Regions from separate parts of the Homo sapiens genome. Here all the other regions are linked to region 2. The links are chromatin loops, found by intact Hi-C in ENCODE. Cell type or tissue: Calu3. All regions are shown on one strand. Links, peaks and the distances in the headings refer to the core of each region. The heading gives the core; the rest is flanking DNA.

Region 1 (10,760 bases), core at 5,414-7,913, 170 kb before region 2:
TTTGTATTTTTAGTAGAGACAGGGTTTTGCCATGTTGGTCAGGCTGGTCTTGAACTTCTCACCTTGTGATCCGCCCCCCCCCCCGCCCTTAGTTTCCTAAAGTGCTGGGATTACAGGCGTGAGCCACTGTGCCCAGCCCAGAACTTCTTTAATAAATAAAGCCAACGAGTTCTTGGAAGCATTTGGCTTCCAAAAGGACCCAGCCTACATCACATTCGCAAGAAGGGGTGACAGGACTCACGGTTTCTGGGTCACAGTTCCATGTCCACCTTTGAGTAGAGTCTTTCATAAGTTTGGACAATGTACCACCCTCTCTAGAACTTGATTTGCTTCTCTAATGGATGGACTGGCCCTAAAGAAAGCAGAGACTTGAACCGACTGTCCCAGAGAGTATGACAAAAACAGATCTCTTTCTACAGCATTTCCCGAGAATTATCCAGAAGACGTATTTTTTTTTTAACAATCCAGAATTTCTGATATTTTCAACTTTCGGGGATATTGACTCATTTAAATACTGGTCAACTGTATTGAGAAGGGAATTGTATTGGGAAGAGAGCCCTTCAGGAAAAATTGTCAATGAGGAAATTATTTGTTTTCTTGTAACCGTATCATAGTTAAATCTCCATCAGTAGTGGATGGACAGAACCAAACTGCTAGTGTAAAAAGAAGATCTGAATACTTGTCCTGATTCTTTCACTTAGTAGCTGTGTGACCTGGAGCAAATTACTTAACCTCTCTGATTTGCAGTTTAGTTATGTGAAAAATGAGCATAAGTCCCTGCATAATTCATACGGAGGTAGTGAGGATAAATGTAATAATAGATGTAAAAATGTTGCAGTCCACTGGGAAACAGTAATACATGAAAGGTATGCTTAATATTTGGTTGTAAAATATAGCCTTTATTCTATGATGTCCGATTTTCTTGGCATTCACAACACTTAGAACCCACTAATAAAGCCATGCTAGCAAGAGTACAATTAAGGACAAGTTGGAAAACTGCCCAGTTCCCATGCATTTGATCTTAGTGAAGCACAGCACATTTGAAAGGACTGTGGATGCAGGAGCTGCATTTATGGGGAAGTCCCTCCATGAGGCCCTCTCCATCTACCCACCTGACCTCTTATCCTTCTACCCACTCCCGAACAATTTGCTCGGCTCAGCCCCCTCCGATCCAAAGCCTCTGTGATTCTAAGACCCAGGTGTGTTCTGGAGAAGATTAATCACAGGCAGACACAACTTTGCATTTCTTCCTTTCCCACCCACCTAACTTATTTCCACCAAAAAAAAAAAAAAAAAAAAAAAAGCCTTGAAGCAGGCTGGCAGAAGATAAAAGGGTCTCCAGTTTAGGTAGATATGCAAGAAAGGGAGAGCTGTTTGTAGAAACATCAGATCTTTCTTGGCCATGACTGGGCATCACTTTGCCCCATCTCCCATCTTTCCATAGCTAGAAGGAAGGATTCTCCTGGATACCTTCAAGGTTCATTTAAGTAGGACACAGAACTCATTGGCTCCCTTGTTCCTGGACTTCCCCTGCTAGTGGTGTGGTCTTTTCCTGACTAATCAAATCCCAGGAAACTTAGGAAACAAACTACAGAACAAGATATAATTTTGCAGGTGATTCAGCAGCTCTCAGATTTCTGTTCAGCTAGAAGGCAAATTTATCCTTCAAACCAGTATACCCATTTCTTCACATCTCCTGTGTCCCAGCAGTTGGATAAACTCTCCAGGTAATGGTGAATCAAGAAAAGGTCATCTGACAAGCTCAGTGAGTGAAAATGGCCCATCCCACTTTGCTGAAGTCACATCACGGGCTTGCTGTCACTGAAGGTCATTGCCATACCACTTCCTACAGGTCTTTGACCTCAAGGGCCGGAGGAACACTTTTCTCAGGCTCCTTTCTCCCCATTGCTGTGGTCCACAAATGTATTCACTGAAACAAGTAATTCTGCTTAGTTCCGAAATAAAGAAACTTAGGTCAGAGTTCTAACCAGAAACAGGAAATGCAGCCAGGGGAGGACAGAGTCAGAGGAAATTAGGCAGGGTGACTAGAAGAAAGAGGTTTTCAGAAATGCTTTCTGAACCTACTCCAGCACTCTGCCTCCCTGGAAGGCTGTAAAATCCATGCAGTTTATCCCAAATTTCCCACGTACAACACCAGACTCCTTCCTGGCATTAACATTGCTTTCCCTTCAGCACAACCTCTGCTCTCTGTTGCTAATTCAGTTTCAGTGTCTCCTTTCTCATGAACTCATACTCTCATGACCTGTAGCATGTGCAAAAGTAATTTAACGTATTTCACCTGATATTCTCTTTGGAATTCTCAGATGGTGGCATGAAAGTATAATGTAACTTCTGCATGTAAATGATGGATGTGTGAGTTTGTACGTGTGTGTGTGTGTGGGGTGCACACATGTTTGTGTTCACTCACCTGCCTGCGAGCCCATGTGCTCTAGCAATAGGATAGGAAGAGAGCTGTCCATGGTATGTCATTCATTCATTTGATATGTATTTATAGATCTACCACACACCATGCACCACTGTGCCTGCATGACCAGCTACAGGATGAAGAACAATTGCAATGAGGCCCTTGTCTTCAAGGAGCTTACAGTCCAGTGGGAGGGAAAAGCCATGGCAGTAAAGCTCAGGACATGCTGATAGCCTAAATACAGATAACTGTACCCATCCTTTACTTTAATATCCCTTTCAGGCTTACCCTCCACCCGAGTGCCAGACTCCCTTCCATACCCAAACATACCAGCCTCAAATATGTCTCAGCCTTGGAGTGCCATAGGGAGCCATCAGGAGAGGGAATCAATGCTAAGCCCCACCATGAAGAAAGCCAGAGCAGCTGAACACACAGCTTTGAGCTTCCTGTAGGTCACTGCAAAGAAGGAAAGAAAAAAAAAAGACCACATGACCAAAGACCACATGACCAAACTTTCTCATGAAATAATGTGGCAGATTACACCCTCAAATGGTACAAAATTTCCCCATGTAGTTTATCTATTATCTAACTGTTGATTTCAAGGGATGCCAGATAGGGAAAAGTCTTCTCTAAATTGACATGTTTTATCCTTTTCCACTTCCATTCTTACCTTCCCAGCTTTTTGCAGGGACAAATACATATTAGACTGAGGCACATTTTGAAATTTCTGTTCAAAATATATTATTATCCGCAACTCTCAAGGTGGATTCTGAAAGATTATTTAAATATTTTATGCTATTAAATGTTTCAAATACACCAAACAATATGTGTGCCTATGATTTATATGCAAGATATACAGAATATAAAATAAGCACTCCTCTACTCATTCATTCATTCATCTGATACATATGGTATGTTTGGGTATTGAAGGGAGTCTGGCACTCAGGTTGAGGGTCAACCAGAAAGGGATATCAAAGTAAAGTATGGGTGGATTTGTGTGCATTTATGCTATCAGCATGTCCTGAGCTATAGAGTCATGGCTTTCCTCTCCCACTAGACTGTAGTAAGCTCCTTGAAGACAAGCACCTCATTGCAATTGTTCTTGTCCTATAGCCAGTCATACAGGCACAGTGGTTCTTGGTCCATGGTAGATCTATGAGTATGCTCCAGAAGAACATAAAAATGCAGTGACACTCTCTGCTTTCTCCTTCAACAGGTGAACATGATCTGAAATTCGTGTATTTATTGCCTGGTTTTCCTTATAGGTTTCCTCCTATGTATGTGCCCCCAGTCAAGATATGTTTGAGTATTTGAACTTTTTATACGTGGTTCTCTGATGAACGAATAATCTGTCAGTGCCATTTTTGCTTCACATTATATTTGTGAGATCCACGTGTTTTCTTTGCTCATCAATCCTTTATCTGTATCTGGATTCTGGGGCCATCTTCCTTTCCTTTGAACATACATCCTAAAGAAGTTCTATTAGTGAGGACCTGCTGGTAATAGATTCTCTTGCTGTTGCTTGTGTGAAAATATGTTTATTTTGCTGAAAGACATTTCCACAATGCTATAAAATGAAAGTTATTCAACAAATACCTCTTGAATGAACAATTTGCCTTTATTCATTATTACAGAACCAAAATGTATCTGCAAATATCAGTGTTCTGGATAATTCAAAATGTGTTGAGGCAGAGTCTGTCATCCCTACAGAAACACATGTCTCTTAGATTAGAGCTGGGACATTCCAATCTACCCCATGCTGTTTTTGAACACATTTCTCTTCCTTGAGTCAGTTTGCAGTTTGATGGCAACTTTCTCTCAGCCCTCTGAAGATGTGATTGTACTGCATTTTTTTTTATTATTTTACTTTAAGTTCTGGGATACATGTGCAGAAAGTGCAGGTTTGTTACATAGGTATACATGTGCCATAGTGGTTTGCTGCCCCTATCAACCCGTCATCTAGACTTTAGGCCCCTCATGCATTAGGTATTTGTCCTAATGCTCTCCCTCCCCTTGCCCCCACCCTGCCTCCCAACAGGCCCCAGTGTGTGTTGTTCCCCTCCCTGTGTCCATGTCTTCTCATTGTTCAACTCCCACTTAATGAGTGAGAACATGCAGTGTTTGGTTTTCTGTTCCTGTGTTAGTTTGCTGAGGATGATGGCTTCCAGCTTAATCCATGCCCCTGCAAAGGGCATGATTTCATTCTTTTGTATGGCTTGATTGCACTGCATTTTAGCTCCTGCTGCCCCTGTGAAGGCATCAATTGCCTGCTGAACTGTGGCTCCTTTTAGGCTATATAGCTTTTCTCTCTGGCTACTTTTCAGATGGTCATGTTTATCTTTGGTGGTCAGCTGTTTTGAAAAATCTAGGGTAGATTTCTAGATTCATTGTGATTCATTGAAGTTCCCAAATCTGAGGATTCGTAGGTTTCATCAACTCAAGAGAATTCTCCACCATCACCTCTTCCGTATTTTTGCTTTCCCTATTCTCTTTATTGTGTCTTTCCAATGATCACTTTCCACAAGTCTGACTGAATGTGTGTTATACCTTTTCACTGTATGTACATTTTCAACCTTCCTTTTATTGTTTCCTCTTTTGTCACTCTGTACTGCATTCAGGATCATTTCATAAGGTTAGCTTGCATTTCATGATTTCCCTTCCAGTTGCGTCTAATCTGTCTTTAATATCTGCACTGAATTTCAAATTGTATATATTATAGATTTATTCCTAGAGGATAAATATATTGCTTTTTCAAATCTGACTCATCATTTTTACACTCTCTTTTTCCTTTCTCATGTTTTCAAGTCAACCCTTTCATCTTCTTTTTAAAAACCTATTAAATACATTTATTGTATATGTTTATCTAATAATTTCAGTATCTGTTATGCTCTGGTTTTGATCTGCTGGGTGTTGTTTCTGCAGACTCTCACTCGTGGTACTTTGTTCACTTATGTATTCTATGATTTTTCTTTAATTCATGAATTTTTGGCCTTTCTTTGAAACCTGAATTGAAGGAGCCTTACTCTTGAGAAGATTTGCATTTACTTCTGCCAGTTACCAGGAACCACCACCAATCTGGCACCAGAATGTGAAATCTTGGCTTGATGTTTTTCAGACCACAATGCATACTGTGAATTGGACTACAAACCTGTGTGAAGGAGGGTAACAAATTCTCAAAGAATACTTCTTTCCCCTTTTCCCAGAATCAAAACTGATACCTGTACTGGATACACTTTCTGGACATTTGTATTTGTGGGAAAATATATTTTGGTTCATCCTTTCCCTAAGGGTGCTGATCTTCGAAGACCCTAGTTTTATGTGAAGTCACCTAACCTGTCGGTTCACCAATAAAATAAATCCAAAGCTCTAGTTTACAACAGTAGCCAGACAGCTTTAGGCTGCTGCCAGATTTACCAGTCACCTATCTGGATTTGTGCTCCTGCTCAGCTTCTTTGTTTCTGACCATTTCCTTAAGCCGTGCTCTTAGAAAGCATTCAACATTTTATCCAGTATTTTTGTATACTTTGAAGGGGGATGGCTTTAGGATTCCTTTGGTACCATATTGCCAGAGAAGTCTAACCATCTTGCACAGAATTTCACAGTTGGCACTGTCAGATCTCCGATTTAAGTAAACTCATTGTATGTGAATCCAGTGGGTTAAAATGTAAGAATAAAGAAAAGAACTAGCATTGACAGAGTGTCTACAATGGGTCAGTCATTCGTAAATGGAACCCTCACCCAACCCTTAGAAGGAAATTATAAAAATATTATTCTGAGGATAAAAACCTCACAACCTGAGCCTCTAGTGGTTAAGAAACCTGCCCACAATAACACAGGGGTGAAGCTAGCATTCAAAACCCTATTTTGCTATTTTATACATTTAGTTCTTGATTGATGGCTCTTCCCTACCCACAGAAAAGTTTTTCTATGGTACATAGAAATTTGTCTAGCGTCTCCTTGAAAAGCAGAGGACTATGACAATTGATGCCAAGAGACCTTAGGCAAGTTCTAGAATTCTAGGCAATTTTTTGAAAATATTCTTACCAATATCTATCTATGTATCTATCCACTGATTATCTTTGAAAATAGAGAGTAGACCTTTTAAGTAACATGAGAGAAGAGACTATGTCCTTGCACATGTTTGTGGCGTTCACAAGTCCCTGAACAATGCTATAAAATGAAAGATATTCAACAAATACCTCTTGAATGACCAATTTGCCTTTATTCATTATTACAGAACCAAAGTGTGTCTGCAAATATCAGTGCTCTGGATAATTCAAAATGTGTTGAGGCAGAGTCTGTCATCCCTACAAAGACACATGTCTCTTAGATTAGGGCTGGGACATTCCAATCTACCCCATGCTGTTTTTGAACACATTTCTCTTCCCTGAGTCAGTTTGCATCAGCTACTTCAAGCCTTGTGACCTGTTTTAGCACCTCGCACCCTCCTCTGGTATGTCAGAGAGTTTGAGTCACAGGTTTCAGTGACTCTGAAAGAAGACCTCACATTCTTTCTCTCAGTTGCCATCATTGGCCCAGGTAAGTAGGTTACTGCCCTGGCATACCTCATCCCACCTGCACTTGTGCCTCAGGGCATTGTTTGCTCTGGACACTCTAGTGTGCAGGGCTATTATTGTGTAAGTCACTGCTATCTTGCAGACCCATAATGCTTACTGATGCATTACTGTATTTGCTATTAGAGGGCTCTGTGTTCATAGGTAGGCCATTTCAATGTGCTCACTTAAGAAGGACAATATTTTACTCCTCCTGAGTCGGTGGAGTCATCCTGTCTCATTCCAAGGATTACCTTACATTAGTGGCTTTGAGAAAGTCAAACTCTATGCCTGGCTAATTCATCTTTGGAAAGAAGTTACTGTTGAACAAGGGAACCCATGAGGGCTCTTGCTGTGCTTGTCTATGCTAAAGGGACAAGAAAGCAAATAACTCTTTCAATCTCACTTTAAATTGAAGCATAGGACTGGCTCTTTGAACTGGAAAATGTTTATTTAAGAATGCACAGCTCCTTGCAGCTTTGCATCAAAAGGCTCTGTGTCCAAGGAAGAAGGTGGAGACAGGTTAATAGCCTTGAGAAGAACAGCTTGTAACATTAGCCTCTTCTATCCGCCTTTCTTCCAGCAGTAAGTGCAAGAGCTTGGCTTAGAACTGCAGGCACTTACTTGAATACTAGGAAGCTTTCATTTGACTGCACATCCATGGTGTAAGGACATTGGTCTCTAAACATTTTGAATGCCAAGAAGCAGCTTTTCATGTAGCCTACACTAGCTCATTAGAGATTTTGCTTAAAAGAAAATGAATGCACTTTTATTTAATTTCCTTCTCTCAAAATTTGCTACTGGCCAGGCATGGTGGCTCACCCCTGTAATTCCAGCGCTTTGGGACGCCAAGGCAAGTGGATCACCTGAGGTCAGGAGTTCAAGACTAGCCTGGGAAAGATGGCGGAACTCCATCTCTACTAAAAAATATAAAAATTAGCAGGGCGTGGTGGTGCACGCCTGTAATCCTAGCTACTCGGGACGCTGAGGCAGGTAAATGGCTTGAACCTGGGAGGCGGAGGTTGCAGTGAGCCGAGATTTCACCATTGCACTCCAGCCTGGGTGACAAGAGCAAAAATCCATCTAAAAAAAAAAAAGTTTGCTACTAACTGTAGTGTCAAGTGCCAACAGATTTAGTACCTCAGAAAAGGAAACATTCTTCAAAAGGTGACTTCAGTAAAATGTTTCTTAATGAGAAAAAAAGTTAAACTTGTATCAATCGAAGCACAAAAGCAATTTAAATTAACTCAGATTATAGAAAATGAAATATTTTTCAAGTTGGTAGCTGAGACAATTAAAAATTATTTGGCTATATAACAATATTTAATGCATACTAGTGTTTTCAATTAAGTGACCAATACCTATGAATGAGCTGTAAATAGATTTATTACGATGAATAAAATCAGCTTTTTATTTTGGGAGAAAGGAAACTTCAAATGTTCCAACTTTCTGTGTGTGATATTAGAAGCCTAGCAGAAAAATGAGACACATTAGGAGGAAATAATTACCTCCTTCAATTCTATGCCTTTTTTCTTGAGGAAAAGGCACCATCATTTGTCCCCCACCCCTTAATCCTAGCCTTTTCACACTATTGTCCTGGCTTGAAATTCTATACATTCTTGCTGGTGAGCTCAAGTCCCATTTCTGAGAATCCTTTTGCTTTCACCCTAGTCCAGGCTGACCTCTCTGTGGCTGCCTAAGGCCATGACCCAGTCCTGGCCCCCCAAGAGAAAGGTGTAATCGAAATACAGGATGAGTGCCACTGTAGGGCAAGTTTAGAGGACACTGGGAACCAGGGACTGAGCATTACCAAGGCTGAGGAAGTAAACACCTAGAAGAGAGACATGGACCTGCAGGACCCTGTAATTCAGCTGCTCTGGGTAGTTGCCTCAAGCTGCCTTGGAACTTAAAGGAATCAACCTATGCATCGTGCCCGTTCCAGTGGCTGGCACTTCTCCACACTCAATGCATCCCTTCTAAGGGGAGATTGTTCTAAGGGCCATCCACATCCAGAAAGCAGAAAAATAGGCTAACAACTTCTCAAACCAAAAGTTTTATAACCATGAAATAGTGTCGTTGACATTAAGTCACTTCTGCTTCAGATTATATTAAAAAGTCAGCATAACACCAAACAACCTAAATGAGAGGAATGTCATTTTTATTTCCACCAATTCAAGAGGTAACATCTGCCGCATCTTTCCAGAGGTGCGCACATTGCTTCAGTTCTATCCATTCAGCTTGTTTTTCAAAGATGTTTGAAACTGAACTGAAACATAAATAGATTTCTCTGTATACAGGCCACCATTCCAATGGGGGGAAGTTATTTTTATATAGACATTTTTGGTTAAGTGATAATGTGGCACCTGGCAGTAAGCTCAACAGACATTTCTGTCAAGCTGGGTATTAAAAATAGTGATCACTTTAGGACATTTATTTGCTCTTTGGAAGCCATCAGCTTATGATTTGGAAGTGTTTAATAGTTTTTACTTGACACAAGACTGTCAAGTGTGCCTTTCAAATCCAGTGGTGACAAACATTTTAGGAGACACAAAGGTGACCCTCCTTACTGGCTATGGTGATTGGTGGGTTCATGGTAGGTAGAAGAAGGGCTGGTCTACAAACTGCCACAACATTCCTACATGCCGAGGTTGGTGGAAGTAGAGTTTTGCCCCTGACACTGCTACCTGGCCTGACCCACTTGTCTGCTTCTCTCTGCTTCTGAGGTCCTACTCATCTTCATTCTCTGGTTATAGCTCAACGAAAAGGTGACCAGGAAACCCAAAGCTTGGATATACAATAAAAATAATTTTAAACTTGATTTTAGGGAATCTTAAAGATTTGATATACCCAGTTGAGTGTTGAATTCTTTAGGTTTTATATATATATATATATATATATTTTAAATAAAACTAGTACTACCATAAATTTACCATCCTTCTTTTTCACCAGACCATTAGCCATTTGCAAAGTTGCAGTTTATCTTCCAAGAATCTGAACCTCCAAGGATTAGGATGCTGGATATATTTTTAAAGTTGCAGCAAAGTCACCAAAGCTAATCAAAGTAAAAGGTCTTCCCTATGCAAAGTAAAAGAGACCAACTTGAAAAAAAAATCCATTGAAACAAAAAACAATTTAAATATACTCATATTTAAACATTTTCCTATTCTTAAACTTGGAAAACCTTTTGCTAAATAATTCCCTTACAGACTCACTGGAGGAACAGATTCATTGAATGAGGAAAACCAAACAAATACTGACATGCAAGCAAATACTTCAAAAATAATGAGGACATTGAAATTCTAGCTCCTGTTATGGATGTAGACTATCCCAGAAGACTAGAAGCCTGCGCTCCCAAATGAAATAACCAATTCCAAGACTGCTTGAAGGACCTCTCTGGACTGTCCACATGTTGATTCCTCAACCTGGAAGACTCGTCCATCCCTTGTCTGTCTGTCTTCATCAAACAGGAATTTATTCTTCAAAACCTAGATCTGTCACTCACTCTTTTATAAACACTTTCTTGAACTAATCACTTCCTCCCTACCTGTCTTTGGAATCTTATAAAAGCATCCCTTCGGGAACATGTGATGTTTCTTATGAATTCTTCTCACATCTGTATTTCATAGTAGAGTGAAGCCACCACATTCTTCTTTCTGTTAACAACACCTCACACGGTAACCAGGGCACAATAGATGCCTCATGGTGTTTCTTACACTGAATTGCACTCACCTTGAACTTACATTACTATAATAGTTCATTCTCCTTCCATAGACACTTTCTTA
Region 2 (10,760 bases), core at 7,834-10,333:
TATATAGAACCAAAAAAGAGCCCAAATAACCAAAGCAATTCTAAGGAAAAAGAAGAAAGCCAAAGACATCACACTACCCAACTTCAAGTTGGGTATAGCCTTCAGTATAAGGCTATAGTAACCAAAACATCATGGTACTGGTACAAAAACAGACATGTAGACCAAGGCAACAGAATAGAAAACTCAGAAATAAAGCTGCACACTTGGAACCATCTGACCTTTGACAAAGCCAACAGAAGTAAGCAATGGGGAAGGACTCCCTATTCAATGACTGATGCTGGGATTTCTGGCTAGCCATATGCAGAAGAATGAAACTGGACCTTTAGCTCTCACCATATACCAAAACTAACTCAAGATGGGGTAAAGATTTAAATGTAAGGTATCAAACTATAAAAATCCTAGAAGAAAACCTAAGAAATACCCTTCTCAGCATTGGTCTTGGCAAATAACTTTTGGCTAAGTCCCCAAAAGCAATTGAAACAAAAAAAAAAATTGACAAGTGGGTCCTAATTAAACTAAAGAGCTTCTGCACAGCAAAAGAAACTATCAATGGATTAAACAGACAACCTGCAGAATGGGAGAAATTATTTGCAAACTATGCATCTGACAAAAGTCTAATACCCAGAATCTATGAGGAACTTAAACAAATCAGCAATCAAAAAACAACCAATTAAAAAGTGGGCAAAGGACATAAACAGACACTACTCAAAAGAAGACATATCTGTGGCCCAAAAACATAAAAAAATTGCTCACTGTAACTAATCATCAGAGAAATGCAAATCAAAACCACAATGAGATACCATCTCACACTAGTCAGAATGGTTATTATTAAAAAGTCAAAAAACAACAGATGTTGGCGAGGCTGTGGGAAAAAGAGAATGCTTATAAACTATTGATAGGAATGCAAGTTAGGTCAGCCACTATGGAAAGCAGTTTGGAGATTTCTCAAAGAACTTGAAACAGAGCTACTATCATTATACCCGAAAAACACATGCACTCATATGTTCATCGCTGCACTTTTCACAACAGCAAAGACATGGAATCAACCTAGGTGCCCGTCAGTGGTAGCCTGGATAAAGAATCTATGGTACACATACACCATGGAATAGCACACAGCCATAAATGAGTGAAATCATGTCCTTTATAGCAACATGGATAGAGCTAGAGGCCATAATGCTAAGTGAATTAATGCAGGAACAGAAAACTAAATACCACATGTTCTTGCTTACAAATGGGAGCTAAATGCTGGGCACACATGGACATAAACTTGGGAATAATAGACACTGCAGACTACTAGAGTGGGAAAGGAGGTGGGCTGTGGATTAAAAAACTGCATATTAGGTACTATGCTCACTACCTGGGTACAACACACCCATGTAACAAATCTGCACATGTACCCTCTATACCTAAAATAAAACTTGAATTAAAAATAAGAATAAAAAATTTTTTAAAAAAAGCAGGAACAAGGAGTACTCAAAATCTTTCTTTACATGTAATTTATCTCTGTTCTATCAAGTACATGCTATATTAATATTTTTGAATTAAATTGAAACAGAAAAGCCATATAATCAACATATATATTCGAACAACATCAAAAGAGTAATCATTAACTTCATATTAACTTTCTATTCAAGCAGAGGAAGAACTGCTCATCTGCATGCCAGCAAAATTGGATGTCACCCTTCTGTTTAGTCTGATGAGGTGTCATGAAGGAACAGACCTCAAGTAACTCTTTCTTATCAAATCTGTTGACCTTTCCATAGTCTTTGTTTTTCATGCCTCTCTGTTTTCAGCATCTAACTCTGTTTCCCTTCCCTCCCTTGACAATTCTTCCTCCCTTGGCTTGCACTGTACTCCCTTTATCTTTGTCCTACTTCACTTGCCAGCCTTCCTCTGGCTCCTTTCTCCTCCTACTCCTTTCTTTTATTCATTCCCCACCTTCAGTTTTATATTCTCTTTTACTTTGCAAATTAACTGACTCAGTCTTGCAGCCACAGCTGCAGCTCCATTCTGATGCTTTCAGAATCTCTACCTCTTCTGCAGGAACTATTGCCACAATAATTCAGTCTTACAAGCCACCCAATAACTCTATGGCTTGAAACAACAATCCTGTATTATTGATCGTGTTTCTATGAGAAAGCAAGGCAGTCTGCTGGTTATGGCTGGGTTTGGCTGGCCAGTTCTTCTACATTGGGCTGGAGCTCAGTTAAGTGGCCAGTGGTCAGCTAGCTATCAGCTGGTCTAGGATAGCCTCAGCTGGGAAGACTGGCTCTTGTCTTCCATGTGTCTCACCTTCCCATACACCAGCCCAGCATATTCTGATGTGGAAGCACTTTTCCATTTTAAGCCTCTGGTTACATCAAGTTTGTGACTGTCCCAAAGCAAGTCATAAGGCCAAGCTCAGGGTCAGAGTGGGATGAGACCACAGTTACAGGGCAAAGGGAAAGATTACAAGGAGGTCCAAAAAACTGAGGCTCTTAATGCAGTCAACTATCACAGTCCCATTGCTTTCCATTCCTGCTACCCACATCCTTAGTTAAGGAGCTCGTTACTCCATAGCTGAATACTACAACCTCTGGTTCCCCAGCCTCTAGTCCTAATAAAGCCTCATCCATCCATTTATCCATTAATTCATTCATCAAAAAGTTTCTGCATATCAAACACAGTGATAGATGCTGGAGATACAGTAATGAGCAAAAATAGCCAAGACCTCTGCTATCAAGAGTCAATAGATTAATCAAATAATCATAGATGCCACTACTGGATCAATTTTCCAAAAGTTCTGATTTCATCCCCTCACTTTCCTGGGTTTTGGTGACTCCCCATTATGCACAGAATAAAAGCAAATTTGTCAGCCTGACCTTCAAGGTCCTCCTTTACTTGGACCAAGTTCTGTATTTCCAGACGGGTCCTTCTCTAGTCTCCTTCATCAGCTCCTCTTTCTCTGCCAGGTTGGGATCCTCACTTTCTTCCAAGCTGGGCTTATTTCTGATCTGCCTTTCACCTCATAGCCCTTCCCCTTCTTTCTCCTCCCCCTGTTCTTTTGTCGGTCAAAACTGTACACGTCTAGTACAGACAAAATGAAACTTGCATATGTTGTCAAGGTCCAGCTCAGGACTCCATTATTTTGTGGCTACAAGTTTTTCAGCCACAAAACCCCTTCCTGACTCAGACACCGCCCTCTGCCCAGCTCATGGTCTCTGCTTAGTTTCATGAGCCATACCCAAGGTCAGGACAATGGCAAGGCAAGAGAGGCACCTAAGGTGCAAAATTTAAGGAAGCCCTCACCCTTCAGGTTGTGCGACACGGGGTCGACACTGAGAGTCGATGCCTCTTTAAATTTTGCATCCTGGGAGCCTCACTCACCTTACCCTAGTTTTAATCCTGGCCATACCTGTGCTTTCAGTATTTGCTATTCATTCATTTCCAATGTGAATGGCTTATAAGACTGTAAACCTTCTTCTAAGTATAACCAACCAGGTTCATCTTGTCCATGGCTAGAAAATAAATACTCAGTGAAATAATTGAGTACTCAATAAATACTCAGTGAAATATATAAGGTTGCAGAGAAAGTGGGGTGTTCCTGATATTTGGTAAGGCCCAGGAAAAAGATCAGAAGAGATAAACAATGCAGGGATAAAGGGGGAACTGAATAATTCTACCTAAGATTAAGACAAGTAAATTTATGTTGCAATAATAAAAGAATTATAGGAGGCCAGGCGCGGTGGCTCATGCCTCTAATCCCAGCAATTTGGAAGGCTGAGGTGGGTGGATAGCTTGAGGTCCGGAGTTCAAGACCAGCCTGGCCAACATGGTGAAACCCTGTCTCCACTAAAAATACAAAAAATTAGCTGGGTGTGGTGGCACATGCCTGTAATCCCAGCTATTCGGGAGGCTGAGGCAGGAGAATCACTTGAACCCAGGAGGTGAAGGTTGCAGTGAGCCAAGATCGCACCACTACACTCCAGATGGGTAACAGAGCAAGACTCCATCTCAAAAAAAAGGAAAAAAAAGAATTATAGGATCACAGGAAAGCAATGTTGCTATGATCCTTGGAGCATGCTACACACTAATTATATAAAAGCATAAAAATCATGAGCCCAAGCAGGGTGTGGGGGGACAGACCCAAATGTAAACTCTAATAGATAAGGAAATGGAGGAAGGGCTCTTAGAGTTAGGTTTTGAGGAGAAGATAAAGCTAAATACACACATACATACATATGTATATGTATACACATATACACGTGTGTGTGTGTGTGTGTGTATGTGTACACACGTAAATAGGTATGGCCATAGCAAATATAGAGGGGTAGATAGAAAAGAGGTCCATCAATCATGGAAATGTGATTTAAAAGTAGCAGAAATTGGCAAGTGAGACCAATCAAAAGGATAATGATGGGATTCTTTGTTTAAACACAAAAGCACCACAGGAATAGGTTGAAGATCACCTGCAAAATTTGACAGTGCACGCTCCATGAACTTCTGTTCATTGATGACAGTACTAATGCAGACATAAGAAATAAAATTTCCAAGTAGCTCAGAATTTCTTTAAGAGCTGCAGGTAATTTCTGAAACCCCCTAATGTCTGTTCAGCATCAACTCTGAGTCTGAGTAAGGTCTGAAGGCTCAGTTCACACACTATGCAGTCCATGTGGGCAAAAGATAATATCCTTGGGACTTCATTTTCAATATAAAGTTAGAGAATTATGAACAATGCTAAAATGTGAAAAAAGCACAGGGAGACCAACTAAAAGTAATATTCCACAATAATCGAAGGCCTTTATAGCTCTGATGTGTCTGGCACACAAATAGCATTGCCCTCTGACTATGGAAACCAGAAGAATACTCTTCCTTTTTACTCCAAATAATGCTTTAGTTCTGCTAATGCTTGCTAATTCTCCAAATTATCTTATCCTGGAAGGATTAGTATCTCAGATACAAGCCTTGTGTGTGAAACAGTATCTTCAATTAGTATATATTTGATTTCATATGTGTGTATATACATACATATATACACACACAAACATTATACACACACACATATTATACTTGTTAGTGGGAATGCAAAATGGTACAACTGCTATGGACAACAATGTGAAGGTTTCTCAAAAATTAAAAATAAAACTACTATATGATCCAGGAATCCCACTTCTGGGTATTTATTCGAAAGAATTGAAATCAGGATCTCAAAGAGATATTTCTTTATACTCCCAAGTTCATTGCAGCACTATTCACAATAGGCAAAATGTGGAAAAAACCTAAATGTCCATTGGCAGATGAGTGAATTAAGAAAATATGGTTATATGCATATAGTGGAATTATTCAGCCTTAAAAAAGGAGGAAGTATAGCAATATGCAACAACATAGATGAACCTGGAGAACATTATGCTAAGTGAAATAAGTCAGCCATGGAAGGATACATACTGCATGATATTACTTAATATGAGGTATCTAAAATAGTCAAACTCATGGAATTAGCAAGTGGAACAGAAGTTACCAGGAGAGGAGGGAGAAATCTGAAATTGCTCGGTTGGCATAGTTTTAATTAGACGTGATGACTACTTTCTAGAGATGTGATGTACAGCATAATGCCTATATATAAGTATTTTTAACAATACTGTACACTTGAAAATTGGTTAAGAGGGTAGATCTCATGTTAAATATTCTTACCAAAATAAATAAATAAATAAATAGTATACATGATATGTAATACATATATGTGTAATATAATATCATATATAATATACAATACATATACATACATCCACATATATTTCAAGAGCCAGTGATGGCTTTATGTGGTGGATCATTCACAATCAGCCCCAAATGCTTGAAAGATCATATCCTGGTAGTTATAGTTACGTTAATGTGGGGTACAAGGTGATTTCTTCCTTCTGCTTTGAATAAACTAAAAACTTGAGAAAGAAATGAAATCAGAACCAGAACATAGACAAGATCATTCTTCCTGCTCTCCTTCCAAAAATCCAGCCAGTTTCTATACTGGCAAGAGGAAGGAAAGGGAATTTAGAGAGGAGGAAATTAAAATACACACCACACAATTTTAAGTACAATATTTTGTTTCTCAGTTGAGTTGATATTTTTATTTGATTTGGACATTTTGAGGATCTGAAAGAATTTTAGCCTGAATCTGTAGAGCTGAGTATTATTATTTCAAAGGAACATTTAATTCAAAAATTAAGTGGTGAATACTAAAGATCTCTGTAGCACCAACTACAGAGGGTATTTTCAGCTCGATCCTACTGGGTCCTCTCAGTTAGGGCCCTAAAGTCATGCCTTTATAATCCCTGGCAAGTGCAGATATTAAAATTCACATACTGGATGTTTCCATATTGAAATGTCAACCACAGATCTCTTTCTTGTTCCATTCAAAACCACTTTGCATAGTCCAGTTACTGACCCTCATAGCACCCCAGTGAAAAAGGCAGTGTTATGCTTTAGTTTCTAAATAGCCATGTGAAAGTTTGGTAATTTGCCTACCCCAGGGAAAAGAAGTAGCATTTCAATAAGAGTGCAAAGTTCCTGAATCCAGGTGCTTTGATCAGACTTGGGACATTAACCATTATTTGCCACATAAACTGAACTATTGAATTGTACACTATCTGACCAACATGAATTCTGGCTTCTCTAACTCCAAGTAATTTTAGTTTCCTCATTTCCCTTTGCTTTCCCTGCCTGGATCTCAGGCTATAATTAGCGTCAGGTTGGAGGAACTGGCTGGAAAGTTCAGTACCAACCCGGAATGTTTTCCATCATTTGACCAAACCTCGAATGCTGAACATTTCTAACATTCAAAGAGGGTTTGTTTAAGTTTTCCAGTTTTACCCTCCTGGTTTCAAATGCCACCAGAAGCAGAAGGGCCAAAACTCTGTAAGGAGAAGCTATTTTAAACAAGCTTTCTGGCCCAGAGCAGCCTGAAAGGACCCAGATGCGTCTGAGAGAAGTAGCCAAACCCCTGGGTGCCTGCACAAATGGAGCCTCTGGAACCTGGGAGGCTTGGCTGTTCCAAGGAAGCACAATTCAAGAGTGGGCCCTTTCTTTTGCAGCAAAGGAGGGCATGACCTCGGCAAGGCAGTGGCTGGAGAGCGGGGCCAGGCAACCCTCTGGGAGGGGGACAGCCCATGGCAGGACTGCAAGGCCACCTGCGACGCTGCCTGCCACGTGGACACGTGCTGTGTGTCTGGAAGAACTCACAGGATTAATGTGTTTCCAAACTGCAGACTAGGTGAAAACTGAGAGTCTGGTGCCCCCAGAGGAAAAAGCCTTCTGTTTATATACACATGGCCACCAGCTAGGCAGATGGAGCACAGGGAGAGCCTCCCTACATTGTGTGTCAAACCTCAGACTGTAAACTTGACCCAAACACGGCACTTGAGATGAGAGGTCCGAGTGACAATCCAAGAAAATGCTACCTTAGAGGACGTGGGCCTTGCCTCTTGTGGGTTTCTGCTGTCTAGAAACATCCAGGGCTTACAAAATTATGTCAGAGCAACAAAGTAGAAAAGTTTCAGAAAGCTCAAAGGAAGAAAAAGACATCTCAAAGAATGCAAACACCATGTTATTATTTCTCTACTAAATTCCAATAGATGCAAGGCTTTCCTCAGCAATGTTTCTCAAACTTTAATGTGTATAGAATCACCCGAGGAACTGTAAAAATACAGATTCTCATTCAGTAGGCCTGGGATACAGCCCGCAATGCAGAGTCTCAACAAGTTCCTGGGTGCCATCGACACTGCTCACCTGCAGTCTGCAAGCAGAGGAGGAAGCAGTTGAAACTCTTTCATTTGAAATAATTCTCCCTAGCTGCTCTTCATATCATTACATAACATTCAAGTGGCAGGTTGGTTTCAATGTCTGCCTTTTTTCTTTCTTTTTTCCTTTTGAAATCATATTTCCCCAACAATACCTCTTCATCTAGGAAAGGTTAAGAAGTAAATACTGAGGCCAGGCGCGGTGGCTCCCGCCTGTAATCCCAGCACTTTGGGAGGCCGAGGTGGGTGGATCACGAGGTCAGAAGATCAAGACCATCCTGGCTAACACGGTGAAACCCCGTCTCTACTAAAGATACAAAAAATTAGCCGGGCGTGGTGACGAGCACCTGTAGTCCCAGCTACTCGGGAGGCTGAGGCAGGAGAATGGCGTGAACCTGGGAGGCGGAGCTTGCAGTGAGCTGAGATCGCACCACTGCACTCCAGCCTGGGCGACAGAGCAAGACTGTGTCTCAAAAAAAATAAAGTCTTGGGTAGCTTAAATTTGAATTGCACCTTTATCTAAAGAAGTGAGAGGCCTGTGCGGAAGAGAGATGTGTCCTGTGTGGGCACCATCATGAGTGTCCAGGAAAGAACATCTTTAATAGCTGGGCTTCTAGGGCTCCCTAGCTGTCTCAAACCATTGGATTTGCCAAAAGCAGGTTATAGTCATCCCATGAAGCTTTGATGTCTACGTCCCAATTTAAAAATCATCCCTGACCTCACTGTCAGCATAGCATGGAAGTTTCTGGATAGGACATCTGTTAGAAAACAGATTTAGAAAATAAGGAAAATCCACGCTACATAGAGAAAATTCAGTAGCATTGTCCTCCTGGGATTTTAGACTCCATCCAATTTGGGTGGTCCATCTCTGCCTCCATTTTCTGGCCAGAGAATCTACTTTATAATAGACATGTGGAGTTCAGAGATAGCATGCGGCAATCATGTAATGAATATCCCTAACAGAGGGTGCTTTGATTGGATTGGACTGCACACAGAAGTCTATACATTAATTACAGGGTTATGCAGGTAAACATCTGTCAACCCTTTCTAGTATTTTCATAGGGCCATTAAAAAAGACACCTGAGCATTTTCTCCCCACCCCGCCCCCCCACCCATGGTGGCATTTAGAAGCTGCAGCCAATATGAGCGAGAATGAAAACTGTCATCCAATTCCTTGGCAAAGCCACAGTCCACTGCAGACTCTTGGGTACAATCCCCAAGCCAGAAACCCAGGGTCTGAGTCACTTGCAGGAACTAGGACAGAGGGTGTGGGTCAATACACAAACTTAAAGAGTCCTAAACCGTTCTAGTTAAGTTAGGATTAAGTATTTCTCCAGGCGGTTCATTGATGACAGACGTGCCCTTTTGTCTTGGGCTCCTAGGGAAGTGGTAAGGCCAAGTTCACCAGCAGCTGGCTGAGGCTTTACTTATTGTCATGACCTGGAGGGTGCCCAGAAAAGCTCCAACTGTTGCCTCACCAAGCTGCGAAGTTATGCTGCGGCTGCCGTGGCTGTTAACCCCGCCCAGGAAGGCCGTGCAGGGCCAGCGTGCAGGCCTTTGTATTCTGCCCCCTGGTGCCCTGTTGAAACCTCAGTCCCGAAGATGACAGCGTATAGTGAGGCTTCAACGAGCCCCAGCCTTAGAGTGTCTTTACACTCTAACCTGTCCTACAAAGACCCCACTGGAAGAAATAGATATCTGGCTAGAGCTAGGCCCAAAGAGAAAAGTTGAGAATTCAGGCCGTTCACTGCCTCATCCAAACCCTTCTCCTAAGCATCTGGACACCTAAGGCTAAAAGCATCTGGGGAGTTTCTAAAATTAAATCTCCCAAGGATATTCTGTATGGCCCCTTGAATTGCTAAGTCATTATTAAGTGTGAGTCGACTCTGCAGTGGCAGCTGCACATTACAGCCCTCGGCTCTTAGGGCCCTTCCAGGGAATATTAAGTGTGGGAGAGAAAAATGAACCTGGTTTGGGGTTCAACTCAGGCTTGACTTTATTAGGGAGGGTAACAACACAGGCCCATTATGTTCATTATGTTCACAGGGGATTTGCACTGAGAAGCAATATGAAACACGCATCACATTTAAAGATTCACGAGCCTCATAAAAGAGATGTAGCACTATTATTCTTTTTTAGATGTTAGCAGTGTCAACATGTGGCCAGCTAACTTCTCACAAGTGTAAGAGAAAGCGGTCTGTTGAGTTTCAATTCCTGCTTTAGTCAAAACAGGAGTAAGTAAAAATTGTGTCTGTTCCTTTTGAAAGACTTGTGCCATGGAAGCTACTATCGTTGTGGGTCTTTGTGTGTGTGAAATTAAGTGGATGAGGGAAAACCGAGGGAGTGTTGTGGGAGTTCAGCCTTTCTGAAGTGCCTGTGCTGGCTACTGCAGCTTAGAATCCAGGACTGGCATTTACAACCCATCATCACACAGGTTCTCTTGACCCTATGTGTCGAAATTTCACGTGCGCAGAGTGCTATGGCGGATGTAGGCAGAGCAGAGCCAAATGAATAAGGTAGTAAATCAGGAAAATAAGCCTTTCTTCATCTTGGAACTACAAAACAAAATGACGTTTTAGTTGTCAGCAGGTAAAGCCAGTGGGGCCGGAAAATGAAATACGTGTGACCACAGTGGTTTGCCCACTTACAAAATTATCCTGTTTTTAGCATCTTCAAACAGGCATGTCTTTCTAAGGTAGAGGACGCGCTATATAATATTCATTAGTCAGCCCCAGGAGAAGTGTCTCCTCCTGGTTCCCCTTCTATTGTGGCATCCTCATGTGCTCAAAGTGTAGTTTTACCTACAGGTGTAAATTAGCCTATTGATTTGAATTGAACTAGAGAAAGGCAATACAGGGAGCTTTCCCAAGTGACAATACAAATAAACATCTGCAGAGTAACCACTGCTTTGTCCCAAATACAGAAATTCTCTCTGCTTTGTTTTCCTTTAGCTTCCTAATTTGTGTGTGTGTGTGTGTGTGTGTGTGTGTG
Region 3 (10,760 bases), core at 2,914-5,413, 460 kb before region 2:
ATGTTTATAATTATGCAACAACCATACACACAATGACATAAATTCTGGTACATCCTCTTGCTGGAATATTTTGCAGTCATTTTAATGGAGTGAGTAAGAAATTTGTAGTCACATGCAAAATCAAAAGCAGGAGTAGAGTTGGATAAGCTTTATGATTCAACTTTTATTAAAATGTGTATAGAAAAATACAATTGAAAATACATCCTTTTTTCAGGGATTATCCTGAAATAATTTGGTCATGACTATTATTTTCTACATTCTGAATATTTTATCCCATTGGCTGTTTCTAAAGTCCTTATTTATTCAGAAGACTTCTAGCCCTTGCAGATCATGTTCTTTGCTTTCCTTTCATCTTTTCCTTAAAATTATACTTTTTCCTGTATAACAGAACCATACCTACCATAAGCACACCAGGAATACTGCATTTTAGCTATACTTCAGGCATTTCAGCTTCCTAGTGGGCTACATGGCTTTTCCAGAGCTCGCTCTCTCTCTTTTTTTTTTTTTTTTTGTAGCAAGGGCTCAATGACCCACAGGTCTATATTCATGCCCCATCTCAGAGCTGGTGTGGGAACTCAGATGGTGCGTCTTTGCTGATTGCATTTATGTAGCCCTTAAAACACTTGCCACGTGGCTTCACCAAGAAAGGTTTTCCCAAGTCCCATTTTATAATTGTTCCTATCCTGGGAGCTGGCCCTTCCTCTTGGCCATCATGGGTTTGGGCAATTATAGGTGCTTCATTACTTGTCATGAAACAAGAAGACCTCCAGGCAAAGTATATCATTTTTATAATCACACACACAAAAACCGCAGATAACATTACAAACAAAAGTTATAGTGACAAGAGAAAACTGTCATAATAAAATGATAGGAAAAGAAAAGAACCTAAAAGTTATATCAATAATGGGAGCTTAGCTGTAAAATTTTTTTTAGACTGGAAGTATACCTAAGAAAATTTTACTGGTGTTTCCTTTGGATTGTGGGAGTATAGGTTTTTGTTTTCTTCTTCATAGTTTCCTGTATGTCTCAAGTTTTCTATCATGAGTCAGAAAAAGAAAGTCTATTATTTGCAGAATTGGGCGGACTGGGTGGGGCAGGGTGACAACAGCAAAGAGAATTACAGAGTAAAGTTGATCCTGGAGAAAAAAATCCCCTAAATGAAGACTGATTTATATATGACATACTCTGGAGGCCAAGCCCACCCACACCCTCTATCAATCAACAACTGTGCCCTGAAGTAAGTATTATCAGTCCCACTTTACAAACGTGAAAAACTAAGACTTAGGTAGATCATGCAAATTTCCTGCAGCCACACATCTGGTACGAGGCAGGGTGAAACATTGCTATTATCTATTCTTTGTAGATCTCCTGGGGGAGGTAAAGAGACCACCACTGGGCGTACTAAGTTGATCGAGAAACAACGTGCTGGAGCACTTTCAGAAAATTTCCCAGGGGCTCAATTCAGAAGCAGCATTCCTGGGGATCATAGAGACTTACATTTTTCCTGCCCTGGTAAATGAATGGAACCTACCTACCATGCATGACAAAACCTTCTCAACATTTTTGTTCTTTTTTGGCCACATGCAATCATACATTTATTTGGGGTATTTTTTCCTTGTCCTCAAAGTTGTCATACATTCTCATTCCTCCTGCGACTCTTTCTTCTTTCTCTACAGGCCAGGGTGCTGAGAGAGGAGTAGAATGATCTGGGAGGAGTGATGTCATGTGACTTGGTTGATATTTATACCATCTACATCATTCCCCAAAACCATGCTCACCGAGGTCCTGTTTTCTGGACAGACAGAGAGCTTGCCTGACAGCCCCATTGTGGGTCCTGTCCCAGTGCCCCTGGGTGGGACTGCTGGATAGCACATTCCACAAACCCCTGCATCTTTTATTCTCCTGGAGAATTTACCTCATTGGTACTCAAAGGAATATGATAGGAAATCTTGTGTCATGGGAAGCTTAGGAATGCTATTTCATTTGGCTTTGGAGTTCATCGTTGTACTGTGAATGAGCTGCTTCTCTGGGGTGATGGCTTTCGTCTCCTTTTGCATTTCCTACTTCACATAGGTGGCATAGGATGCCATAAGCCTGTCTACACTTGCAAGGTTCTACTTTATGTGATTCATGCTAAGGTGTTCCCTTTGCCTGAAATTTGAGGATTCCATTCAGTTTGTGCTTGAATTACCTAGGAATTTGCTTCATTTCTTCAGTGTGCATCTCAGAAGAACCACACAGTTTGATATTTGGGGAAAAGTGCAGATATTTTCATTAATAATGTAACTAAGTTGACTGCTTTGTTCAAAGGGGGCAACCAAAACATGGAAAAGCCTTGCCTGAGTGAAGCTGGCTCATGAACAAGTCCTGGGAATGCTATTGGACTAGTGCCACGACAGACCGAATGTAGTTTAGAAACTGAATTGGGACACATATGGTTAATACCTCTTCGAATAAAGTATGCATTTATGCAACTATAAAAATGCAGGCTTTATGCAGAATGCCAGGTAACTACCTTCTAATTTAATATGGACTTTTCCCCGGGAAATCCAAAGTATTGGAGATTTATCATAAGCTGAAAATTACTAAAGAGAGAGCCATGCCTCTTCATGTACAACTCTTTCTGCTCATGTTTGCTTTGACATCAGGAAGAAGGAATTGTGGGTTTGAAATATGACCACCTGCATCTGTGTCTTTCTAAGGTACCAGGCACAGTTTCTTTTGTGTTATCTCATTCATTCTCACAACAACCCTGTGCAGCAGAAGGTATTTTCTCTGTTCTATCGATGAGGAAATCCATGCTCAGAAACTTTAATTGGACTCGGCGATGTTTCACAGTACAAGGTGGCAGAGGTTGGATTGGAACTCAGGACTGAAGATCCAAAAAACCATGACCTTTCTAATTGCTACCCTGCCTTTTGAGTTTTATGAATGCGGTTAAGGGAATTCTAGTTTCAGTATCTCATAAAACACCATCCAGGGCTAATTTTTCACTTCTGAAGAAAGTGAGAGAACAGATGGGAGCCGTCATGCCACCAGCCCTTACAAATGCCCCTTCTTGACTGCCCAACCCTGGTTTCATCCTCTATGTGACTTACAGCATGTCAATGGCATGCAGTGCTGGAGACAGCCTTAATATGGATGCTGGAAGTACTTTTTGATTTTGTAAAGCAGGCTTAAGGAAATACACCCATGCAGTGTGTGCATGCACACACACACACGTGTACATACATACCACACACATGCATGTGCACATACACATGCACACACACATGCTGCTCATATGTAATTTCTACTTCCTGTTAGGTCTTTACCAGGACTCTTGAACTACTCCTAGAGGGGTAGACATGGCTTAGTTATCAGTAAGTTCTGCAGTGTTGAGGGGAAGGGGAAGTTGGGTATGACGCAAGTGCAGGGGGGAGAATGGGAAAATTGTGTCTGACGATGGTTTACTTTTTGTAGCAGCTGAGAAAGTCACTGATGTTGCTGCCTCCTGTTGTTAAGTTAGAGCCCTCTCAAAATAGATCTTTTGATTTCTATTGCCTTTCAGGGTCCCCATACCTTGATTGGTGCTCAGTAGCCTGAAGACTTGTGTTTGAACAATGGATTCCTTAGTTGAGGGTTGGGAAAAACCTTAACAGCTATGGAGGCCAGCCCCTACCCACACCTTAATTTCAAGCCCCCTCTGAAAGTCCATACCAGATGGTAGAGCAGCCTAGGCTTGCAAATGTCCTGTAACTGGTCCTCACTACCTCCTGAGTCAACCAACATCATCTTTGACAGCTTCCTGTTTCAAAAATGTTTTCTTCATATTGAGTTGAAATGTGCCTCATTGCTTAACTTCCAACCAGGCATATATATTCTTTGGGCTGCAGTTTCTTGCCTTATAAAATGAGTCGGCTGGCCTCAGGACTGACCTATCCAGATGCACACGTTGTGCACTGCACAGCTCCAGGGGGCACCATTCATCTAGACTTTGAGGAGTCTGGCCTCTGGCTAGAATTGTGCAATGCCACGGCCCTGGTTTGCCACAATGACCTTTGTGTTTCTTTGTGACTCTCAAATTTGATGTCGGCCTCCAGATGGGGATATACGCTGCAAAGTAGTTCAGTTAGCACTAACAAGCTTTCAACGTCCTTGTTTGAGAAGAGCTGCCTGTTGTCACTAGAGCAGGCCACCCCTTGTTATTCACACCTTGTGGAGCTTAATTTCATTCAAGCGCCTACATGCAAATTAGATTTTTACCCTGAAGGCAAGGCGTCATCTGTTGTTTGGCCAACAACAGATGCTAAATGAAGAGGAAAGGAGAATGTGTACTTTTCTTTGAGAATCTATTATATTTCAGACTGTAATTATGTTTTTTTAAGAATTTTTTAAGTATCAGTTTTTAAGTATTAATAAAAATGTCATCTGAGTTATTTTTTCAGAATTGAAGGACATTGAAGGAGAATGATATTGGCAGATGTTTCCTTTCTGACCAATTATTAATTTTATAATAAAATACTATTATTTCCTAAGTCACTAATATATAGTTTGCATCATCTGCTCAAAGGGTAAGACTTGGGCAAACAAAATCAGGCACATATCCAGAAGATGTTCAACTTAATTTCTCATACCTCTTAAAACAACCTATCTGTATTACGTGACCATTATAAGTTCTTATCTTTTTTGTGAAAGGAAATTTGTTAGAAACTGAATTGGGACACATATGGTTAACACCTCTTTGAATAAAGTATGCATTTATGTAACTATAAAAATGTAGCCTGTATGCAAAATGCTATATAATTACCTTCTAATTTAATATTGACTTTCCCCCGGGAAATCCAAAGTATTGAAGGTTTATCATAAGCTGAAAATTATAGATTCCTGAGGAAGGTGATTGTTGCTAGAAATAGAATAATTTGGCCTTACGGTGGTTGGCATGAACAGTGCATCCTCTGCCCAGTTGGGTTTTTGGCGAAGTGGCAGTTTAAATTAAGCACTTGGGCACTGTGATGATGGACAGGCCCAGATGAAAAGATAGCTCTGGTTTTATGCTCAAGGCTTCATGTTTCCCACAAGATGAGGTATTTATTAACTAAGAGTCGCACCCACTTCACTTTTATTATTAAATGTTTGTAGAGCCTTCCTGAAAAGAATAATGCGGGTAGAATTTATACTGGGAAGGTTTCAACATCCCATAAAACTGACACTCTAGCACTTTGTAGAAAAGATGGGCCTGGGGAATGCAAGGAGGGAGAGGAAACTCTCCAAGATATAGATCTTGCTTAAAAGGGAGTTTCACCTCTGATAATTTAGGAGGTCAGAGGGCAGGTCTAAGTTCTCAGCCTCTGGATGTAAGAAGTGACCAGGAACAATAATGGGCAAAAGTGTGTGTGTGTGTGTGTGTGTGTGTGTGTGTGTGTGTGTGTGTGTGTGATACATTTAAAACACATTTACTCTCCCTTGTTTTCAAACACTTAAAAACATATTTTACTTTGCTGGCAAGAACAGATAGGGGATTTAAAGGCTTGGTAGTTTCTATGAATAGCAATGCTGAAATGTTAAAACAAAAGAATTCAAGGTGTTTCCCGTAACCCCCCTCTCCCCAGGGGCATCTTGGGTTAATAAATTAATCAAAACCAAGTGTGGGCTGCAGTGAAACTATATAAGGGTGGTATCTCCTTGGATCCAGCTGTACATACCGGTGTCAAAACAGCAAAAGCATCCAAAAATGATCTCAAGCTAGGATGAAGCCTTGATCCATCATTTTTCACCAAAACTAGTGAAACAAGTGAATAATGATTTGGGGACACTCTGGAACAAGAGTTATTAAGGACTGACACAGGCACATGTTACTCTAAGAGATAAAAATGAATGAAGCAGTTGCTCATCTTCAGGATGCCTCCTCCCTCCACCCTATACGCAGAGACTATTATCCTTCTCCCCAATACACCACATACTCTTTTTGTTTTTCCCTTGGAGACCCAATGACAAGCCACAGGATATCTATTAGCATACATTAAAATAAGAACCATCGCTTGCAATCTCTACTTTGGTTGGGACCAGTCCAACATCCTAGCAAAAATCTGCCAAGTTTCTCTCTCCTGGAATTCAGACATTTAATCAATGACACTTGCTTTGCCAAGGTTGTAAAAATAAAACAACTCTCAAAGTGCTAAACCTCCATTTCGTTCTGCAAATGCTTCAGTTAATGATGGAAACATACAGAACCAGAGGCTAATAGAGTAGAAAAGAATTGCACGTGTGTGTGTGGGCACATAGCAAATGTTAGCATGGCAAAACATGAAAAATAGGCACAACGAAAAAGATGTTAACACAGAGTCCCAGCTAAATTTACATAAATTTACATTCCTGATTATTTCAAAAGTGTTATCTTATATAAAACTTCTGATTCCAAATTACAAAAAGTAGCTGTTTCTTTTTGTTTATTTTATTTATTAATTATTTAATTTTGAGACAGGGTCTCACTCTGGGGCCCAGGCTGGAGTGCAGTGGTGTGATCTTGGCTCACTGCAGCCTTGACCTTCTGGGCTTAAATGATCCTTTCTCTTCAGCTTCCAGAGTGGCTGGGACTACAAGCGTGTACCACCACACCTGGCTAATTGTTTTTATAGAGAGGGGGTTTCGTCATGTTGCCCAGGCTGGTCTCGAACCCCTACGCTCAAGCGATCCACCCGCCTTGGCCTCCTGAAGTGCTGGGATTACAGGAGTCAGTCACCACATCCAGCCAAGAGTAGCTGTTTTTTCTATATGTTGAACTTACACTAATTAAAATATGTTGATATATGACATATGTATGTACCTTATGAAGTCTTTTTTATGTGGCCATCGTACTGTTTTGTATCCCAGCATAAACATGTTATTTAACATAAAGGCATAGCACATAGTGACACACAAGATGTGCTCCCAGAAATGAAAAACACTATAGTTTCTAACATTCAAAAGCCAGCTATCATCATAATTTGCTCTTGATGGACAGAAATAACAATTTGCCTATATTTCGTGCTCAATGTGCACGAGTGCAGAGGGACTTAGCTTATGGGACATCGAATCATAACAGACTGGGCAGACTTCTCGTCATGATCTTTCAGCATGTGGGATAGGCTGTTTGTTCCTTTTATTAGGAATACAGCTTTATTAAAACAGAGAAAGGGAGATGTAACCCCGGGATACACAGGCTGTGTCAGTTTCAAAGTAGGTTCTGCAGCTCCCTAGGTATAGGAACCATCCATGGCAAGCCAGACATCCGGAAGGGTTGAGCCCTTGGTGCTACAGTCTCCCGGGGCTTGAGCAGGATTGCTGGTTAACTGGCTCTGCGGTGCACAGCACCTGTGGGGCTTGTGGGTCCCTCAGCCCCAGGTTCCAGCCTCCGGAGCCAGGGATGCAGCTGGACACAGTAATGCACTTCTAGCTCTCACTGATTGAGATTAAATAAAAGCAGGAGGTGGGGATGCATTATTCATGATTTTCTTTGTAATGGAATCCAGAGCACTTTTGAAGGCTCTATACTTTGATACTTGCTCCTGGCAAAAAAAAAAAAAAAAGAAAAAAAAATTAAGTTAGGGAGAAGAGGAGGAATAGATGTTGTTAGATATGTACTGCTTGCCTGGCTTACTGCAAGAATTCTTTCTGTCTGAGACCACCAGACAGTGGCTTGCCTCCAAAGAAGCCTTGTTGTGGCTTATAAAAGGTATGGAGACCTGTTTTAAAAATCAGGAGAATTTTTCCAGGTACAGAAAGGTACAAATTTTAACTCTAATATAAAGGATAGGCTTCTTTTTGACGTCTACTGATAAAAATAAGTAAATAAATTTTTCAGTTTATTATACACTTCAGAGGAACACTTAGGGCAGTTCCTTCACAAGAGAAGAGAGAACTGAAATGCATAGTCCCTGAGCTTTTTCTCCAAATTTACACACACTTCGCTTCAGCAGAAGCCAGCTGCAGATCCCACCCAGGTTCCTACGCTTCTAGCACTGACATACTCTGTACAGCGGTGTCACTTGCAAATTAGTCTTAGATTGACACCTTAAATGTGCAATGTCATCCCATTTCTCTTTGGAAGGAGACTTTCCAAGATACTAAACCACTCTTTTGTACCAAAGCTCCCACGAAATCATACAAAGAGCTGGAAGCTATATCCCGTTTGCACAAAGGTTTTGCAATATCTCCATGGAGGAACTTTATGGATTCGTGGGAGTAAAATAAAAGGAATGGAGGATGTGTGGGAAGTTTGTGTTGGAAGACATTTGTCTAGCCCAGTAGTGATTAAAATATTATAAATTGTGTTTTGTCTGGGTGGCTCCTTTGGTTTCCGATGTTATTCCTGTTTAATGTTGGCGGCTGAGGGTGGAGGTGGGAGGCAGGGAAGTTTCTAAGATTATGGCCCCATATCTGAGAGTATAGCCCACTCCTCCTCTCTCACCAAGGGACACATGCTTTGGGTTTAGCCCCAGACTGTTTAGGAAAGGAACTCTCAGGAGCTGCTTTTTGGAACTTCAGGTTTTTGGCATTGACAATCATAGCATGTTCCATGTGTTATGGGGATGAACAGATGTGGGTTCAGATTCACCGGTTAAATGCATGTCAACCACGATGCAGAGAAGACGCTTGTTGCTGGTTTATGTGCTGTGCCCCAAGAGCTGAACAGCTCACACATTCCCTCCAAACAGGCCCTGGAGGAGTCGAATTTGTCAAAAGGTGTCTCTGCAACTGAGAAGCTGCCTGCTGGGTTTAGGACTTCCCAGCAGTGCTGGCAGCTGCTTTAATTTGTCTGTGATGATGAGACCAGCAACGTTTGGTCTGTAACACAGAGGAGAAAAACAGGAAACCCTCCCCCTTGACAAACTGGCTGAAAATCCTGAGAAGCTTATGTTCTCACATGCACTTTCTTCCTTTCTCTTTCCCCTGCCCTTCCTTCTACCCTGAAGCCTTTATTTTTGTGGGTATAACACGACCAGTTGGGTTGGATTAACTCTCAAACATCATTATTCCAAAAAAAGGAGACAAAATGATAATGGCAATCAAAACCACGTTTTGCAGTTTGACAGTTTCTTACAGAACTAAACATAGTTTTACCAGGAGACTCACCAAGGATACTCCTTGGTGTTTACCCAAATGAGCTCAAAACCTGTGTCCATACAAAACCCTGCACACAAACGTCTATAGCATCCTTATGTGTAGCAACCAAGATGTCTTTCAGTAGGTGATGAAATATATTGGAATAATCCATAGGATTGAATGTTATTCATCAATAAAAAGATAAGAGCTATCAAGCCACAAAAGACATGGAGGAATCTTAAATGCTTCTTGCCAAGTGAAAACAGCCAATCTGAAAAGGCTACACACTGTATGATTCCAACTGTATGACACTCTGGAAAAGGCAAAACTATAGAGACAGTGAAAAGATCACTTATGATAAATCTCCAATACTTTGGATTTCCCGGGGAAAAGTCAATATTAAATTAGAAGGTAGTTACATAGTATTTTGCATAAAGCCTGCATTTTTATAGTTGCATAAATGCATACTTGGTTGCCAGGGATTTGGAGGGAGACACGGAGGCGTGAGTAAATGCAGCACAGGGGAATTTTAGGGCAGTGACACTATTCCATCACGGGGGATGCATGACATCATGCATATGTCAAAACCCGTAGAATACAGGACACAAAGAGGCTTCCCAATGTAAACTCTGGAATTTAGTTAATAGTAGTGTATCAATATCAGTATCAAATGTACCACACTGATAAAAGATGTTAATAAAAAGAAACTTGGGGCAAGGGGGGAGTCTTTGGGAACTGTCTGCAGTTTCTGCTCAATTTTTCTGTAAACCTAAAACTGTTTTTTAAAAATTAGAGTCTATTAATTTAAAAGACAAACTTTTTGGAGGTAGGAGGTAGTCTGTAATTACTGGCCTTTTGCTGGGTGGAGTGGGGACAAAGTGTCTGAAGGTGTCAGATGTAAGTAGTGAGCACTGCACAGACCTGGAATAATCTGGATTATCTGCAGTCACATTTGACAGGCTTTGATTTTAGTTAAAGTGCCATTTGAATGTCTGGAAGAAATTCCACTCAAATCAAGAAGTAAGTGGCCACCATTTCATTTTGGAGTCCCGTTCTTTCTCCCCTTCTTTTTTTTATTTTTGCTCACATCTATTTGTAATAACAAAATGGGTGAGAAAATAGACAAAAAATATTGCAATCCATATCTTCAAATACTTTTTGTTTATAGTCTGTTGAGCATCTACTATGCATATTGGATGACATGAGGTACTGGGAGAGATACCAAAAAATTTAACCTGAGATCCTCTTTCCTCGTTTTTAAAGTTCTAATGGAAAGTTCAGAAACTCATTTATGGAAAAGCCATTATTATGCTACAATGTGATACAGGCCATCTGTCAAATATGCAGTTTTGCCCGATGCTGTAAAGATCAAGCTTATTCATTCATTTAATGATTATTTCTTGCATTCAAGAAATATCAATGCCCCCTTTGGTAAAATAATCACACTTGGTTCTTGCCCTTGTAGAGCTTAACCTTTACTAGAAAAAGTAAACATTAAATTACAGGTAATCCCACACAAGTCGACACGATGTTAAGTTTTGTTGCTCACTGACTCCATCTCACTCACTGGGGTGCCTGAAACGTTGGACACTTGGGAGAAACAGAGAGACAAGGCTGAGTGTCTTGGGAAGGGAAGGGAATTTGGGAGGTGCCTAAGGATTTCGGAGACTCTGTACAGTACCAGAAACAGAATGTAA

What was found. Hi-C counts contacts between places; a loop is a spot of excess contacts. Peaks named below come from ENCODE experiments on the same cell type or tissue, not always from the same donor. Only the 100,000 strongest peaks of a DNase experiment are listed, where the experiment ranks them.
Region 1: it touches region 2 in a loop (4-fold over the local background); 25 of 110 quality-filtered maps call a loop at or near these places.
Region 3: it touches region 2 in a loop (8-fold over the local background); 8 of 110 quality-filtered maps call a loop at or near these places.

The regions. Positions count from the first base shown.
Region 1 is chr21:35,213,926-35,224,685 of GRCh38, reverse strand. It overlaps LOC124905015 (a long non-coding RNA gene), which reads left to right. Exons shown (of 2, transcript XR_007067854.1): 2 at 10,185-10,760. Among named protein-coding and RNA genes, the nearest start is that of RUNX1, 170 kb to the right of the region's middle. RefSeq lists an enhancer at 6,385-7,584. In Calu3, for the core only: no CTCF peak of the experiment used is centred there; a DNase peak (open chromatin) is centred at 6,955.
Region 2 is chr21:35,049,997-35,060,756 of GRCh38, reverse strand. No RefSeq gene overlaps it. Among named protein-coding and RNA genes, the nearest start is that of RUNX1, 6.1 kb to the right of the region's middle. In Calu3, for the core only: a CTCF peak has its summit at 9,338 (motif pointing left); a DNase peak (open chromatin) is centred at 9,286.
Region 3 is chr21:35,501,817-35,512,576 of GRCh38, reverse strand. The region is part of intron 1 of LOC100506403 (a long non-coding RNA gene); the gene reads left to right. Among named protein-coding and RNA genes, the nearest start is that of MIR802, 210 kb to the left of the region's middle. RefSeq lists enhancers at 3,869-4,389, 5,633-6,222. In Calu3, for the core only: a CTCF peak has its summit at 4,009; a DNase peak (open chromatin) is centred at 4,006.